Regions from separate parts of the Mus musculus genome. Here region 2 is linked to region 1. A link is a loop called in an ENCODE intact Hi-C map of the cell type or tissue named here. Cell type or tissue: left cerebral cortex. All regions are shown on one strand.

Evidence for each region. Hi-C counts contacts between places; a loop is a spot of excess contacts. Peaks named below come from ENCODE experiments on the same cell type or tissue, not always from the same donor. Only the 100,000 strongest peaks of a DNase experiment are listed, where the experiment ranks them.
Region 2: it touches region 1 in a loop (4-fold over the local background); 28 of 42 quality-filtered maps call a loop at or near these places.

What each region holds. Positions count from the first base shown.
Region 1 is chr4:123,954,012-123,962,011 of GRCm38, reverse strand. No RefSeq gene overlaps it. Among named protein-coding and RNA genes, the nearest start is that of Rragc, 41 kb to the right of the region's middle. In left cerebral cortex, CTCF peaks have their summits at 2,626 and 4,635 (motif pointing left); DNase peaks (open chromatin) are centred at 2,665 and 4,582; H3K4me3 peaks cover 244 bases.
Region 2 is chr4:124,661,134-124,669,133 of GRCm38, reverse strand. Gm38545 (predicted gene, 38545) reads left to right here and starts at 942. Exons shown (of 4, transcript NR_168615.1): 1 at 942-1,091; 2 at 3,031-3,165; 3 at 3,901-4,500; 4 at 4,656-4,840. In left cerebral cortex, a CTCF peak has its summit at 5,931 (motif pointing right); DNase peaks (open chromatin) are centred at 4,407, 4,668, 5,664, 5,914 and 1 more place.

The DNA.
Region 1 (8,000 bases):
ACCACGGACTCCTTTCTCCAGCTACTTTGTGTCCTCAGCAACCTGCTCACTGGATCAGGATAGTTGTCCCTAGGTCTGGATCTTGACCTAGGTTCGGAGGTTTCTGAGGCTCACTTGTGTTTATGGAGGCAGAGAAAGCCGCAGAGAGGGCATGCTCAGAGCCCCAGGCGCTCCAGAGCCTGTATCCAGAATGGAGAGGGAGCTCTGACTTTGCTGTCTTCTGACACAAGCACCCTGCGGCTTCTGGGGGTGGCTGGAAAAGGACACGTCAGGAACACGACTCTGATGCTGATTGCTAAGAATTGTCGCACAGGGAGAAGCAGAGTGATTCTTGCCATCTTTTAGACCCCCTGGAAGAAAAGGGTCTTGTTCGCAGCATGGAAGGTGTGCCCTGAGAAACTGACTGTGGCTTGTGTCGTCCCCCCCCCCCGCCCCCCGTACTGCGGACCTTACTACATGCAAGTGATAAGGTTATTGTTCCCAGTGCTGGATCTGGGGACAACTTAGCCCCTTTCAGAGGGGTGGGAGGCCTATCTCTTGCCCTCCCGCTTGCTGTGTGGATTGGTTTCGTCATTGTTATCTTGGGAAAAGAGAAAGCAGATGTTAACCATTACCCCTTGAGAATTCACCTTGCTAGGCTGTAAAATTCTGCATTATTAACATTCCAAAATTCTTCCATTCTCTGTGCACATCTTAGATGGGGGTGTGCTCGTGTGTGTGAATATTTGAGAATTCAAAACTGTGGAGAGGATAGAGGTGGCAGAAGTTTATTAAATTGGCCCAGGGCGGTTTTGAAATTTGAAAGTTTCTCACACTCCATGGCTCTGGGCCAACTCCCAGCTGGCTCAGCTGAGCAGCCCACACAGGGCTCAGTCACCAAGGTGCGGTCCCTCTGTCCTCACAGAGATGAAAGGCTAGCATTTGAGGGTGCTAAGGGAGGAGGCCTTAAGATTTGTCCAGCTCCAGCTAGGTCACACTGAGAACAGTCGAGATAGCCTATGGGAGACACTCAGGTGACTTAGTGGTGAATGTGTGAAATCTTGAAGCATTGGTGATAGTTACACATAAGTCCTCCCAGGGTGAGGTGATAGCTCCCTCCAGAAGCCAGTGGTGGAACCTATCAGATCTGCCTGACCCACAGAGGAGTCGGAGGCTTACATTGTTGTTGTTGTTGTTGTTGTTGTTGTTGTTGCTGCTGCTGCAGTGGTGGTGGTTGTTGCTGTTATATTGTCATTCCCATTTTTCTCTGTTTGATGGGAGAAAGGAGGAAGCAAAACCAAATATTTATGAAACTCTTGCAAACACAGACACGTGCTTTTGCCCCAGGATGACAGCAGGTTCTGGTGGCCATAGAGCCAAGCGCTGATATCCAAAGCTTTGAAATCAGAGGACTTGGGCTAACTTCTGCCTCTGTGCCTTTTCAGCTGTATTACCTTAACAGTGCTAAGGAGCCAACCTGACCCTCAGTCTCCACCTCTGTGAAATGGGAACATCAGCAACACCTGTGCTATAGGGGCACTCTGAAGACAAATGAAGGGACATAAAACACAGTCTCTGGCATGTGTGAGGCGCCCAAGAAATGCAAGTAGAATGTTTTATTATCTTTTAATTATTTGTTTATTTGTTTCGCTTTATGTGTATGCATGTATGTATGTGTACCACATGTGCCTGTTGGGTGCCCTGGAGCTAGGATTATGGATGATTGTGAGCTACAAGACTGGGTGCTGGGAACTGAACCCTGATCCTCTGTTAGAACAACGCGGAGCCACGCTGCAAAACAAAATCCCTTTCCCAAAGGAGGCACTTCCTGCCCCAACTCCACGCCATAGTCCTCAGGCCCTGCCCCTAAGCTTTGATTTCAGAATTCCCAGCTATAAAAAAAATTCACTAAGGCCTGGAAAGATGGCTCAGTGGTTAAGAGCACTGACTGCTCTTCCAGAGGTCCTGAGTTCAAAAATCAGCAACCACATGGTGGCTCATAACCATCTGTAATGGGATCGTATGCCCTCTTCTGGTGTGTCTGAAGACAGCGACAGTGTACTCATATGCATAAAATAAATAAATCTTTTTTTTTAACTCACTAAGAATATTTCAGGGAGAAAAGAAAGACAAAATAGAATCCAATTCCTGCAATTAACTAATAAACTAGAACTAATGGAACTTTACAGTGTGCTCCCCTTAAGGGAAAAGCTGGTCCAGTGCTAACCTCCATCACTGTCTCCTCCCAGGGTGGCCTGTTTGTTCTCTATCCAGTGAAGCCTAAGAAACCCCAAGTGAGTCCTGGTGTCTCCTGAGCCTCCAGGAGTAGAGAACAAAAGACTCCTTGGCTTTGTGGTAAAGAACTCAAGAGCTGGAGCACCTCTGTAACCCCATCACTTGAGAGACTGAGGCAGAATTAACCCAAGTTCAAAGTCAGCCTAGACAGTGAAACTATGTCAAACAAAAACACTCAAGAAGAACCCATAGCCAGAGACAGAGAGGGGTAAAGACCAGCACAGGATCGGATAAAAGCCAAAGGGACGGTCTCACTACCTCAGATGACTAACTGACATAAATGGCCCTGAGCCACACACTCCCTGGCACTTAGGGCCAACGTTGTTTGCAGAATCCCCAGCTCAGGGTGTGGGAGGCTGAGAACCCATAGAGGGAGCTGTGTAGGCAGGTACTCCCCTGCCTGAGCAGACAGCCATCCATCACTTGGAGAGGCAGCAGTGGTAGGGATGGGAACTCTGTCATCCCCCTCCTGCATCTCGCCCCAGCAGGCTGGGGGAGAGCCTAGGCAGTGGTGCAGAGAAACAGAAGTGGAGCTACCCCGCCCCCTTTTCAGGATTGACACTGCAGACACAAGTTTCTCCATTTCCTTAACAGCCCCTGAAGTTGATAATAAGGACAGTTGCTTTAGATTCTTAAGTGATGTCAAAGGGGCCTCCTGGTGAGCAAGGAAGAAGATAGAGCTCTCTAGGGTCAGCACCCGTGCTGGGGCCCCTGGGAAGACTCTCTTCTATAACACCCAACCCTGTCTGCTGGGCGACTGTGGGACAGTGTGGAGTCATTACCAAATAAGCTGGTGGCAGGCCTGAGAGGTGCTGGATCCCCTTCACATTCTGCAGTGCACTGGGCAGGGCTAATGCTTTGGACCCCCCATCCTGGGGCTGCAGGCAGCGTGCTCTGAGCCACTGAGGCCTAAGCTGAGTTGACAGGCTCCATTAGAGAGCAGCTCTATCGTGGAAATTGTGATGTTAACCAAGGGCCATGTGGTGGATAGCAATTCCCACAGTTCCCTGTGCTGAGCAGCAGGCCAGACCGTTTTCCTTAGGGTGACTGAGAAGATCAGGGGACATTCCTAGTTCCATTTCCCGGCTGGCCTCCTCTAGCTTGACCTGTAGGGGGAAATGTGGCCTGGGGACCCTCCCCTACCCAAGGACACCCATGTTCCCAGACACCCAACTCTGCTCCTGAGGCCTAATGGTCCACACACCCTGGGATCAAAGCTTCAGGTGAGTAAACTCTTGAAGGACTTTGGGATTTAAAGTAGGGAAACCAGTGAGTGGGAGAGGCGACCTGAGTCCACGAGAGCTTGTGTACACAACATAAATAATAATGCAGATTTTTTAATTAAAAAATAATAAAGTGGAAAAGTCTTTCCAGTAGGTTCTGAAGTAGCAAGAGTTCTGGAAAATTCCAACCACTGTAGCAAAAGCAAGCTTTTTTTCCCTCTAGACCTGAACATCCCCACTTCCAGGGTTCAAGGACAAAGTCCAGGACCTGAATCACAATTCTGTTGTTGCCACCTAAGACAGCAGGTAGATGAAGCCAGGGCCAGGCTGAGTCCTACTTCTCTTAGAAGGGAAAAGTTGCCTCCTGCCAGAGAACTGGGCTGAAGAGGAAGCCAGGGGAACTATTTGGATCTTATCCAACCAGGAGGTGGATCTGGAACAGCAATGCCCTTGAAGTCAGAGACCGTAAGACTTTGAACCTAACAGAACGAGATCAATAAATTGAACTCATGAAGTCATGCACTCCAGGGACAGAACCAACTCCCTGGGTCCCACTCTCTCCCTCCTTAGGAGGATCATGGTTCCTACAACACCGAGTTCCCTGCATACACAGTCTGTTTCCGTTGTAGCTGGGCCCAGGACCCCAAGTCTCAGTGGCCTCAGAGATGCTCCAATCTCTGTCTATCCAAAGGTGTAGCTGTGGATTGGGCATTGTGGATCCTGTGAGGGGCATCGTTTTGGCTCAGAGGAAGGCCAGGATAATGTGAAATACCGAACACTCAAATCTAAAAGCAATTGAGATGACTGGGAAGTGTCAACCATAGACAGGGACTAAATCTAACTGCAGTGGGTCAGCCTGCTGGAGTAGAGTCCCCTGTCTGTCAGCCTGGATCTAAGGCACCCTCTCTCCCTGTCCTTGCGTCTGTCACTTCCCAAGCTGATCACCTAGGACAGCTCTCCAAGACGATGATCTATCCTAGCTGCAAGACAGCTGCCAGCCTCTCCCTTCTATTGGCCATCCTGCAAGCCAGGTCTTGGGTGCCAATGCCTCCTCCTACGAAGCCATCCTCAGGGCCTCCAGCCAGACTGGCTAGTGCAGTCACCGCGCCCGGGCTAATCCCGGGCGGAGACCGAGGCTGCCATCTAGCGGGCGCAGCGGGTGGGGTCGGGGACTCGAGTCCGGCCCAAAGCCCTAGGCTCCCGGGTCTGCGCCCGCTTGGCTCATTTGGAAGGCAGGACTCAGGGATCAAAATTCAGCTCGATCTGTGTGATCTCATCCAACAACCCTCTCTGGATTAAGCCTCACTTCCTGGTAAACCAACTGGATAGAACCTCTTCATTCGAGTGTCGGAAAATGCGGGACTCACGGTCGTTGCCCCCTCCTTCTCCAGACCATTGTCCCACACTCTTATCCAAGCAAAGAGCCAATCTGGTCCCCCAAACAAGGAAGATGGAAGGAGATGCAGTGGAAGCCCGGAAAGCAGAGATCCGCTCTGAACAGCAGGATCATTTTCTAGGAATTGTAAACCCAGAACTGTAAATAAAATGCTAATGATTTATTCCTGCTCAAACTCCGGGGGCTGCGTTGCAGCTTTTGAAGACAATTCCAAGCCTGGCTTTCCAGGAAGGCGGGCCTCCCCGCGGCGCCTCCTTAGGCTCAGCAAGGGCTTCCCCTACTTGGTCTTTTCCTTCTGGCTTGGTTCCATGAGGACTCTGGGAACCTTCACCGACCTCTCTGTAAGTGTTGGCTGCCCTACCTGTGCTAAGGCATTTCTTTAAATGGTGAGCTTTAAATAAGTGAATAAATGCTTGAAAGCCATTCGGGGAGCACAAATTCGCATCTGCGGCTGCCACTGGGCTGCCCGGTGACAGGGTGTGCTAGATAAGCTGAGGGCCAGGGGGTAAAGAAAGAGGCCAGAAGACTGTAGTCCAGCCAGCCCGGCTGACAGGAACAGCAAAGATGGCTTCATTTCCCCCTCCCCATTCAGCACAAGGTACTCAGAGCAGGCAGCCCCAGGCTCGGAGCCATCTGCAGAGGCGTGGGTGCTAAGGCTAGGGCACGCTCCACAGAGGCACACGGATGACTTTGCTTGTGTTAGCAAACTTCTCTTCCCCAGACTTCTTTGACATGATTTCATGGAAAATGGCAAGTCTCTGGTTAACACAGACCCTTCTTCTAACGTGCTTTTGAATGTAAGATCCAAATGACAAAATGGCCAAGACCCCTGTCTCCTGATGGAGACATCTTCTTGATAGAAGATGCAGTCCAGGCTGGCCCGGAATCCACTCACAATCCCCCTAAGTCTTGAAGTGCCATGATTATAAGCATGCGCCCTCCATGTGGTTTGGAGAGTCACACGTGGTGAACCTCCATATTACCAAGGAAACAGTTCATGGTCACTAGTAAATCCATACATCACACTATTGAGGAAATGTGTGTCCTAGAGAAGCCAATACAGAGAGCTTTACTCCTCCGTTCGTTGGAAAGCATATTGATCTACATACAGACTAGATTCTGATCCCAGGGGATATCGTCAGATAGATGAAACAATTGCAGTCCATAGGGGACTCATAGCCTAGGCCAGGCCTCCTTGCAAATCACAGAGTCCTGTTACGAACCCATTCCTGTCCTCCGTCACGGAGATGTGGATCCTAGCCCAGGCATGTATTCCTCAAATAGGTGGGTGTCTTGAGGGATTTCATGAAAGAATCAGGTCTCTGAAGCTTAAAATAAAACAAAAAGTCAGGACCACAGGGGTTTCTTTTAAAAACAAACAAAAAACAAAACAAACAAAAAACCCAACTCTTTGAGACATCCAACACTCACCCTGTAAGTTGTGCTGTCTCAAGAATCATACCTCAGTCACAGTCAGCTATTGGATGGATCACAGGGCCCCCAATGGAGGAACTAGAGAAAGAACCCAAGGAGCTAAAGGGATCTGCAACCCTATAGGTGGAACAACATTATAAATTAACCAGTACCCCGGAGCTCTTGACTCTAGCTGCATATGAAACAAAAGATGGCCTAGTCGGCCATCACTGGAAAGAGAGGCCCTTTGGACACACAAACTTTATATGCCCCAGTACAGGGGGACGCCAGGGCCAAAAAAATGGGAATGGGTGGGTAGGGAATTGGGGGGGAAGGGTATGGGGGGCTTTTGGGATAGCATTGGAAATGTAATTGAGGAAAATACGTAATAAAAAATATTAAAAAAAAAAAAGAATCATACCTCAGCTCCTGTGGCAGGATTCTAATAGTTCTTTTTAAAAACAAATAATAATTTGTATGGGCTGGCGACATGGCTCAGCAGGTAAAGCACTCGTCTCCCAAGCGGGAGCCTCTCAGTTGCTATCCCAGAAGCCCCACAAAGGCAAGCATCGCCAAGGACCTATACCTCCAGTGCTCCACTTGAAAGATAGGAAAGGGAGAGAGAAGACTCCTAGGGGGGTGTGTGCACCAGCTACCCTGGTTCAAACAGCAAGATAACAGAAGATCCACCTCAGACCAGGTAGACAGTGAGGACTAATACCCAAGGGTGTACTCTGACTTCCACATATGCTATGCCACGGATGCACTAAACACACACACACACACACAAAACAGTCTATGCAAAGGAAAAGAAGAATATAATAGCAAAGAAAATGAATCAAGTCCAGCTATCCAGAGCATGGATAATCTGTGCACTGCTGAGTCAAAGAGACAAACAGAAAAGCACACATAAACAGCGTGGTTCTATTTATATAAAGTTTAAACACAGCAAGCAAGCTATTTAGGTATAAAATTATGAAGACAAGTAAAGAAATGGCCATCAGCAGAGCTGGAGACTCTGGTCATTCAGGGTCATCACCTAGCACTGGCAAAGCCCTGAATTCTGTCCCCCAAACCAATACAAAACAAAAAACAAACAGCAAAATGTCACATCAAGGTTTAGCTCACAGCAGGACTTTTGTAAGGCAGAAATGCTCAAGTTTTTCGTTTGAGACAGGGTCTCACTATGTAGCTGTAGCTGTCTAGACCTCAGTATGTAGACCAGGCTGGACTTGAACTCAGAAAGCCACCCCTTCCTCTGAAGTGCAGGGAGTAAAGGCATGTGCCACCATGCTCCAAATAATGCTCAATTAAGAAAAAGAGACTTATTCATTTGTATGTATTTGAATGTTTGCCTACATGCATGTGTGTATCCCATGTTTTGTTTTGAGACAAGGTGGCATGTTCGTGGGCCTCAAATTCCAGGTACAGCCAAGGATTACCCTAGACTCCTGTGCCTCCTGAGTGCTAGGATTACAGGCATGAGCCACTCCTAGCTTATGGGATGCTGAGTACCAACACTGGTCTAAAGGATGGGAAATGTAGCTCATTAGCAGGGATCTACTTGCCTCTGCCTCTCAAGTGCTCAAATTAAGGGTATAAGCCACCATGCCCAGTCTTTCTTTAAATATATATATATTTAAATTTTCTCAAACCAAACTCTTTAGTCTGGGCATCCACACTCTGCTAAATTC
Region 2 (8,000 bases), 710 kb before region 1:
TCTTCTTCTTTTTGTCCAGTAGGTCCACCTGTTCAGCCTCTCTATAGCCCTGAGATCATACACAGGGATGCTAGATAGACTTGGATTAGACAGAATGGGGTGCCAGGGGTCAGCACAAAGGCCACTGGGAGAGGAGGGAGCACTTGCCTAAGATGGACTCTGGATTTTACTAGGGAGGTTTCCAGGAGCTTGCCCATCTCCTTCCCTTCTGTTCTCCCCTAACCTTTTTCTCCTTCCTTCCCATCCCCACCCTTGCCAGGATTTCTCTGTGTTGCCCTGGCTGTCCTGGAACTTGCTCTGTAAACCAGGCTGGCCTTGAACTCAGAGTTCTGCCTGCCTCTGCCTCCAAGTGTAAGGGCTGGAATTAAAGTCACAGACCACTATGGTCTGGCTCTGTTCTTTTCTTTGACCCTTGATCCCCCCCCCCCCCCAACACACACACACATCTAGTCCCATCAGATACTCAGGGAGACAGTATGGGACCAGTCCTTAGCAATGAAGCAAATGTGGGAGCCTGGTGGGGCTGGGCTGGAGGGTTGGTGCTACTTCATGGGCTGGGGTTAGGGATGGCAGAGGCTGAGGCTATGGTTAGAGCTGAGATTTGAAGTTGACATCAAGTTGAATATGCAGGACAGTGGCAGTTGGCAGGGTACACTTTTCAGTCTTGACGGGGTCCTCAGATGCTTATTTTTAGTGTCTAACGCAGATGCTCTCCTCCAATGAAGAGTGTTCGGTGTCTGCTCTCCCTTGGAGGGGCGGGACAGGTCCCCTCCCCCTGCTCCCCACAGCTGAGCAGAGCCATACATCACCAAGGGGCTGGGGCTCCCTAGATGTATTGCCCTAATACGTCGCTATAGCAACCCCACTCTAATCCTGCATTATTCTAATGTGGTCTCCTCCCCACTGTGATGTATAGCTTGGGTCTCAGAGCTGCTGGTCTCAAGCATCCTAGGGATGGGTAGGTTGGAGGTTGCCTTTACTCCCGTGGGTCCCATCTCGCTTCTCATTCTGTGCAGGAGGATCCTTTGTGAGGTTGGCTGTAGAGGTGGGGGTCTGGCCCATCAGCCTACCCTCCTGCTTACCCAGAGAAGGTAAGCAGCAGGTCATGTGTGCCCAGCCCTGGTACACGAGAGTCTGACGCACTGATTCACGCCAGGCCGCCTGGCCTGGGGACCTGGGGCCTTGGGGTTGGGGGCCAGGGCAGGACAATAGCTGCATTCCGCCTGTTAGCCACAGGCCCCCATTGTTTCTGTGGACACTGCCTGCTTGAGGGCTGCAGTTCTGGCCCTCACTCCTCCCGAGCAAGCGTAGGATGCTCCCTGGACCACTCCCCCGTGGACCATAGAGCGGTGATTCATGGGGTGGCTAGGGCATAGCAGGCTCCAGCTGTGCCCAGATTCTGGGGAGCAGGAGGGGGAGGTAACTGAGGATTGTTTGTGTCAGGGGAGGGGGGCTGAGCAGCTCGAGCTGAGTCCTCAGGGCCCTGAACACCAACCACGTCATCTCCTATCTTTCTTCTTGTGTGGGCTGCTCAGAGAAGCCCCATTGTCAAAGAAGCAGGCCCACCCAGGCTAGAGGGCAGGCGACATCCTCAAAACTGCCAAAGACCCCCATATTGCACGGGTAGGAGTTGAGGTGATGGGGTTCGCAGGGGTTTGCTCCCAGTGCGCATGCCGGTACTGACAGGGCTGGAAACAGAACGTCACCCCGCAGGGCCCTGGTGTTTAGAGGTGCCTGGCATTTTCGATAGAAAAAGGCAGTCCAGTGCTGGCCTTGAAAGAGGCTATGCTATTAGGCTGCTTCTTCCCAGTGACCTTTGAAACCCCTTACATTTAGCCCAGAACTTGACATTCCTGGGGTAAGAAATGAGAACTAAGGCCATCTAGACTTTTGCCACAGGCTGTATCAACTATAGCTTCTTTGGGGAGAGGAGGGGAGTGTGGAAAGTTCCAGCACTTGGACTCACACAACTTCGTAGATATGACAACAGGTTTCATCATTACCTTCTACACCGTTTTCTCAAACACCCTATATGGCTGAGGGGCAGGAAGGGAATGAGACAAAGCTAGAAGAGCGTGGAGGTTAGAGGCCATCAGCCTTCTTGACATTCGTTAAGCAAGAAGATCGGATGAATGGATGGCAGATGATGGGTGGGTAGCTGAATAGGTAGGTAGGTGAATGGCTGCATGCAAAGGTGGGTGGCTCGGTGAATGGAGGAGTAGCTGGCTGGAGAACGGACTGATGGATAAGTGAATGGAGGAATGGTTACTTCCTAGTTTGAGGTCCAAGGTGACAAATGATCCATTTGGTGACCCCAAATGTCTGAGGCTGGTTAACCTCTGCTTAACCTCTGGCTAGGGTTGCAGTAAAACTACTCACGGAGACCTGAAGGAAGCTTCAGTCAGACTTTTAATCTCATAGTTTGGGACTCCATCGGGTTTAGAGGCCGTGAGCCCTGCACTGAATCTTTTGTGCTAGGGTCAAAAGTGTGCCACGGCCTGCTAGAGGAGCGTCCTGAACAGGGTGGGAAAGGCGGAAAGGTTCAGGATTCAGGAAGGGTGAGTGGATATGGTCTGAGGGTTCAGGGACTTGTCTCAGGGATCAGGCCCAGATCCAGGGACTCCTGAGCAAACCTCTATCCACTCGTCCTGGCTCAGTTTAATGCCTCTGTCTGGGTGCTGTTTCTGCGAGCCCAGCACAAAGCCTTGCCACACAGGGCTTAGTATTATAGCCTCAGAAGACATGGTTGGGGGAGCAGGTTTGCCACAAATTGGAACTAGGCACTAGGCTTAAGAACTGCGCCTGTCATTGATTTTCTGGGTCCCTCTGAGAAAGGCCTTTACCATCCTTGGGCCTCAGTGTCCTCACCTGTGGAATGGGGATGGGGATTTTAGACCTAATTATCCTAGAGTGGTTTTATGAATGAAATCATTTTAGAAAGGCAGGAGTGTTAGGGGAAGCACTTGACATTTTTTTTCTGCAATAGCTCAGCATTAATACACACTGTACATATAAAATTATTTTTTACAGCTAACATTTAATGGTACTCATGATGCGGGAGGCTCTGAGTGTTCATGTTATATATCCTCTCAACTGTCAAGTCCTCACTGCAGTTCTGTGGGGCTGATGCTGTTCTTATCCTGGCTTACAGAAGAGGAAACCGAGGTATGGAGAACTTAAGGAACTTTCTGTAAGACTCACGGCTAGTGGATAGGACCATGAGGCTGAATGCCTGGGCAGATGTTAGGTCTCCATCCTTGGCTACAATGTGTTTGCTCAGTGATGTGGAGGCTTGGAGAGGGCCAAATAGGGGGACTTCCTGATCTTCCTAACTTGGCAAGTTATCCAACTTTCTTTAGCCTCCTGGGATTTATTTGATTCTGGGTAGTGGAGAGGGGGCCGTAGATTTTACCCAGTTAGCTGGCTCTAACAACCTTGATTCCCGATTTCCACGCCTGCGTTCTGGGGCTTTCCTTTTCTTGCTTTGAACAAACACTCAACATTGACTACTATTTTGCCATTGGCCTTAGCATAAAACAAACTGGGGCTCAGGAGTCAGATATAATGGCTTCTATTCCAATTGCTGGCATTTACTAATCTTGCTGCCCTGACTAAGCTAACACTCTCCTGGCTGCAGCTTCCTCTTTTATAAAATGGGGCTATATTGTGTAAGGCACTCAACATAAAGTGTAAGGTGAGTGATGGGTGTATATTATATAAAAGTGTCCTTGGAAAAAGTGGGGTCCCTGGTCAGAGGTAGAGGAACACCACCTTATGGTGTCCTTCCTTGAATGCTAACTTCTGAACCCAGGCCTCAGAATAAAACGATTTTGATTTATTCATCGTTTATGCTAAGTATTCTGAGCATTATCCCACTTAATTCTCAAAACAACTCTACAGTACAGAACGGCCATTAGCGTCACACCGGGAAACTGAGGCATGGAAACGTGAGTGAGTTGTCGGTTCAGGTCCCATAACTGTGCTCTGCCTCCCCAGTCACGGCAAGTTTCTTGGAGCTTTGATGAGGATAGACGGCAGGTGATCCACGGATGCCGAAGGGAGCTTTGCCACAGGCTGGGATGCTTGGGTAGGTCCTCCCAGCTTGGGTAGGTCCTCCCAGCTTGGGTAGGTCCTCCCAGCTTCTGCATAGAGGGAGTACTCCGTCCTCCCCAGCTCGGCTTCTGCAAAAACCCAAGCAGGGTGACTCCAGGCCAAGGGAGCAGGGACTGTGCTGTGCGAGGTCCAGGTCTACCTCGGCTCAGGCTCCCGCTCAAAGCTGAATAACCGGGAGTCCTTCAAGAAGGATTTCTGAGAAGCCATCAGGAGTGAGTCATTGACTTAGGGAGGCGATGAATCAACCGGGAGTTCATAAAACGGCAAATGAATCGGGTGTGAGAGAGCAACGGAGCCACCGCTATTCCCCAGAACCCTCCAGGGACAGAGAGCCGAGAGAAAAGAAATAAAAATAACACGGGGCCTTATGCCTGCTACAAACCCGAGGCAAGCCCTCTTTCCATGTGGGAAGATAGGGTGGGAGAGAGGGACAGGACCCACTGGTGGGTGACGTGGGGCAGAGGAGGCTCCCAGGGCGCTCTGGGATCCCTGGGTCCGGGCTGTGGGTGTAATTAGCCAACGCTCTTTTCCCTTCTTTTCAGGAGTCCTTACAAGAAAGAACACTGATTTTGACGAACACCCAAAATAATGTGAGATCAGGCTCATGCGTTATGCATGAGGTCTGATTTAACATGAACATTATTTCTTGTGTACGAGACCATATGCCTCCGTGCTGTCTCTGCAGCCTAATAAAACCCAGACCCACCCTGGTCAGGCTCAGCAGGGAGCTGTGTCCACTGCTGTGTGGATGGAGATGGGGTGGGCAGGGGAAGGGTTGTAAGCACAGTGCTCCGGGGCCCTGGGTCATTTGAGGAGAGTCCATTAAGATTCTCTGAAGAGAAGTGGGAAGCAGGGGGTGGGTTATCTACTCTTGGAGTATACAGTGGGTATTACTTCATGAAATGCTAGAGTGTGTGTGTGTGTGTGTGTGTGAGAGAGAGAGAGAGAGAGAGAGAGAGAGAGAGAGAGAGAGAGATCAGGAGCCCATGACTAGGTGAATCTGGGTTCATCACAGGGGCGCATGGGGACCTGTGCATAACGAGGTTTTACTGTTCTAGCATGACGGTGGAGGCTGGAGCTAATTGCTGTGTGTGTTTGTATATATACACGCATATGTATGTGTGGGGGTGTGTGTTTAAAAAATAAGATCACACATACATACAAACACACAGCCTAACTTTAATTATCGGAAAGGAGCAGAGAGAGAGAGAGAGAGAGATCTGGGAGGAGCTGGGGCAATGATGGTCGGACAGGGATGGATTTAGAAAGTGGTTTGCGGGGTGAATGCTTAGAAACCTGGAAAGGAGAGGGTCTGGCTAAATGTGACAGCAGATGGTAATGTGTTTAGTTACACAGTACGGGGGTCAGGTGCCTGGACTCCCAAGAGTTCAGTACCAACCAGAAAGCTGGGTCTGGGTGGCCAAACAGTGGTGTAGGTGAGGCTCTGTGTCTGTGTCTGTGTGTGTGTGTGTGTGTGTGTGTGTGTGTGTGTGTGTGTGTAAGCTGTTGAGCTGGTGAGAGGAGAGGTGGGGATGTGTGTGGGCAGGAGAGATGAAAGAGGCAGCATGTGGTAGTGGGTTTCTGAGCATGGCTGTGTGAGTGGGCAGGGTGGAAGAGGGAAAGGGATGGGACCACAAACCAGCACATTTGTGTGTGAAACAGGATTGCCTCCTTTGGGGCCTGAAACTCACCTCTGCTCTGGCTAGCAAAGCCTACCATCAGCCATCACCTTGAAGTTGACTTGGGAGAAGGGCATGCGCAACAATTAGGTCATTTTGATGACTGGGTGTCATGTCCCAGCTCAGGGACCAATAGAGGGCAGTCCTCCCACATGGAGTCTTGAGTGGCACTAGGGAAGCCCTCGAGACTTGAGAAACACTAACCGCTGGGTGAGGAACTGAAGTGTCTCTAAGCTGCCTCTAACCTGAAACTCTGGGAAGATCCTCTTGGCTAAACTTCTGGGGGTAGCTGGGCTAGATTACCCCTCCCACTTCACCCTCTGCCTAAGTGATTCTCCTTTCTGGGGCTCAAGTCCTACTGTGAAAAGTTCAGGAAGGAAGAAGATTGGCCCTGGGTGGCTCACATTGCCTTGCTTTTTCTCTTACGCAGACCTAGAACCTGTCTAGGAACTTCCAAGTAGCTCCGAGCTGGGAGCTATGATTAGGAGTCGGGTAGACCTGTGGACACTGAGTTGAATTCTAGGGACAAAAGGGTGACGGCTTGGACTTCATACCGCGCAGCGCAGAAGCCTGTATAACCTGCGGCAGGAGATGAGGGAGAAGGGCTTGGTGCTCAAGACAGGGTGCCTTCTGGGTTTGCCTTAACGACCACAATGGCTACCTTCCTTCCTTCCTTTTCCAGCGCTAAGAGGCCCTTACTCCTGTAAATACTCTAGATCAGATTCCCAGTAATAAGATGGATTCCCCCGTACCATGTGGCTCTGGGACCAGTCATGGATTCCCACACACACAGCAGAAGACACAAATATCAGCAGGTATGTTTTCTCACGCAACCAGTCAAGTTCTACTGACCTGCTCTGTGATTACAGGAAATAACTTTGAGTGTCAAGGGTGAGAGATGGCCTCAGAAGTTCCAAGTTTGCAATGGAAGGATGCACTTCTCAGACCGAAGTCTGAGGAACTCTGGCACAGGCAGGTAGACCTACATCCAAGAAACCCAGAAGCCCACAACTGATGTGCCTTTCTTCAACTATTCTGTGGAAGGGTTAGGACTTTGGGTTCCTAGGTTGCCTGAAGCAGGGTAGAGATCCCAGGCTGGTATCTCATTAAGCCAAACCCTTGCAGTGCAGGATCCTCTCCCTCCCCCTCTTTCTTTTTGTTCTATCCCTCAGCTGCTGCTGGCTCTTGGGGGGCTGCATTGTTTTGCTATTTTTGAGTTGACTTGCTTCAATAATAAGCCCACCCTCTTGTACAAGATTAAGCAGACAATTAGGAAATCAATCAATCAATTGGTGTCAACTGGAGAGAAGAGGCCTGTGAAAGGCCTTTCCAGTTTCCCAGTTTCAAAACCTGCAGAGGCTCTGGGCTGGCAGGGCAGGGACTGGAAAGCCAAGTTTCATTTGCTTCCATATTGGGACGGCCCCATTCCCCAAGTCAGGGACAAATCTAGGGGTGGGAGAACTAGGGGGTAGGAAGGAATATGGGACGGCATCAAAGTTTTGTATGTTATACTGATGTGCCAGCCCAGCTAAAGACCACAGGTTTGGGGGTCCTGGAATACCTGACTCTGGGCATCACCCAGTCCACTAGCTAGAGCCAAGGGCTTCCCAAGACCTGGACGTGAGCGCCTTCCCAGGCACGCAGGTTCGCCTGGGCTACAACTTTCTCCCCAGCCGAACCCACAGTGCCTTCAACTTTGCTCCACAGAGTAAGAACTTTGTATTTTTCCTGAGAAGGGAAAAGAACTGTGCTATGGAAGAAACAGGAAGGGATGTTTTAAAGGGAAAAAAAAAATTATGTTGACTGGATGCTACCTTGGGTTTTGAGCTGAACTTGAGACCTGTCCCCAGTATGGAGACTTTCTGAGTGATGTGGCCACTGAAGCATTGAGAACATCTCAGAATGTTGGTTTTCCCCCTTTCAACAGCAAACTCATCTCTCCCTCCCTGCTGTTCTTAGTTGTCTACCCAGGAGCTATGACAAGCTTTTCCTGCAGCATAGTCTATGCCTCCACCACTAAGAGTGTATGGGACTGGTAGTTTGCAAAGCAGAGCTAGCTTTGCCCAAGGCAAATAGGCAAGACTCCCTCCCAAGCGGACTTAGTTCTGCCGGACTACTGAATGGACCTCAGACCGAACTTGTCAGAAGTCCAATGTATCTAGGTGGGCTTGGGTACCATTTGTTTGGATGGAGCCAATTGGGGGTAGG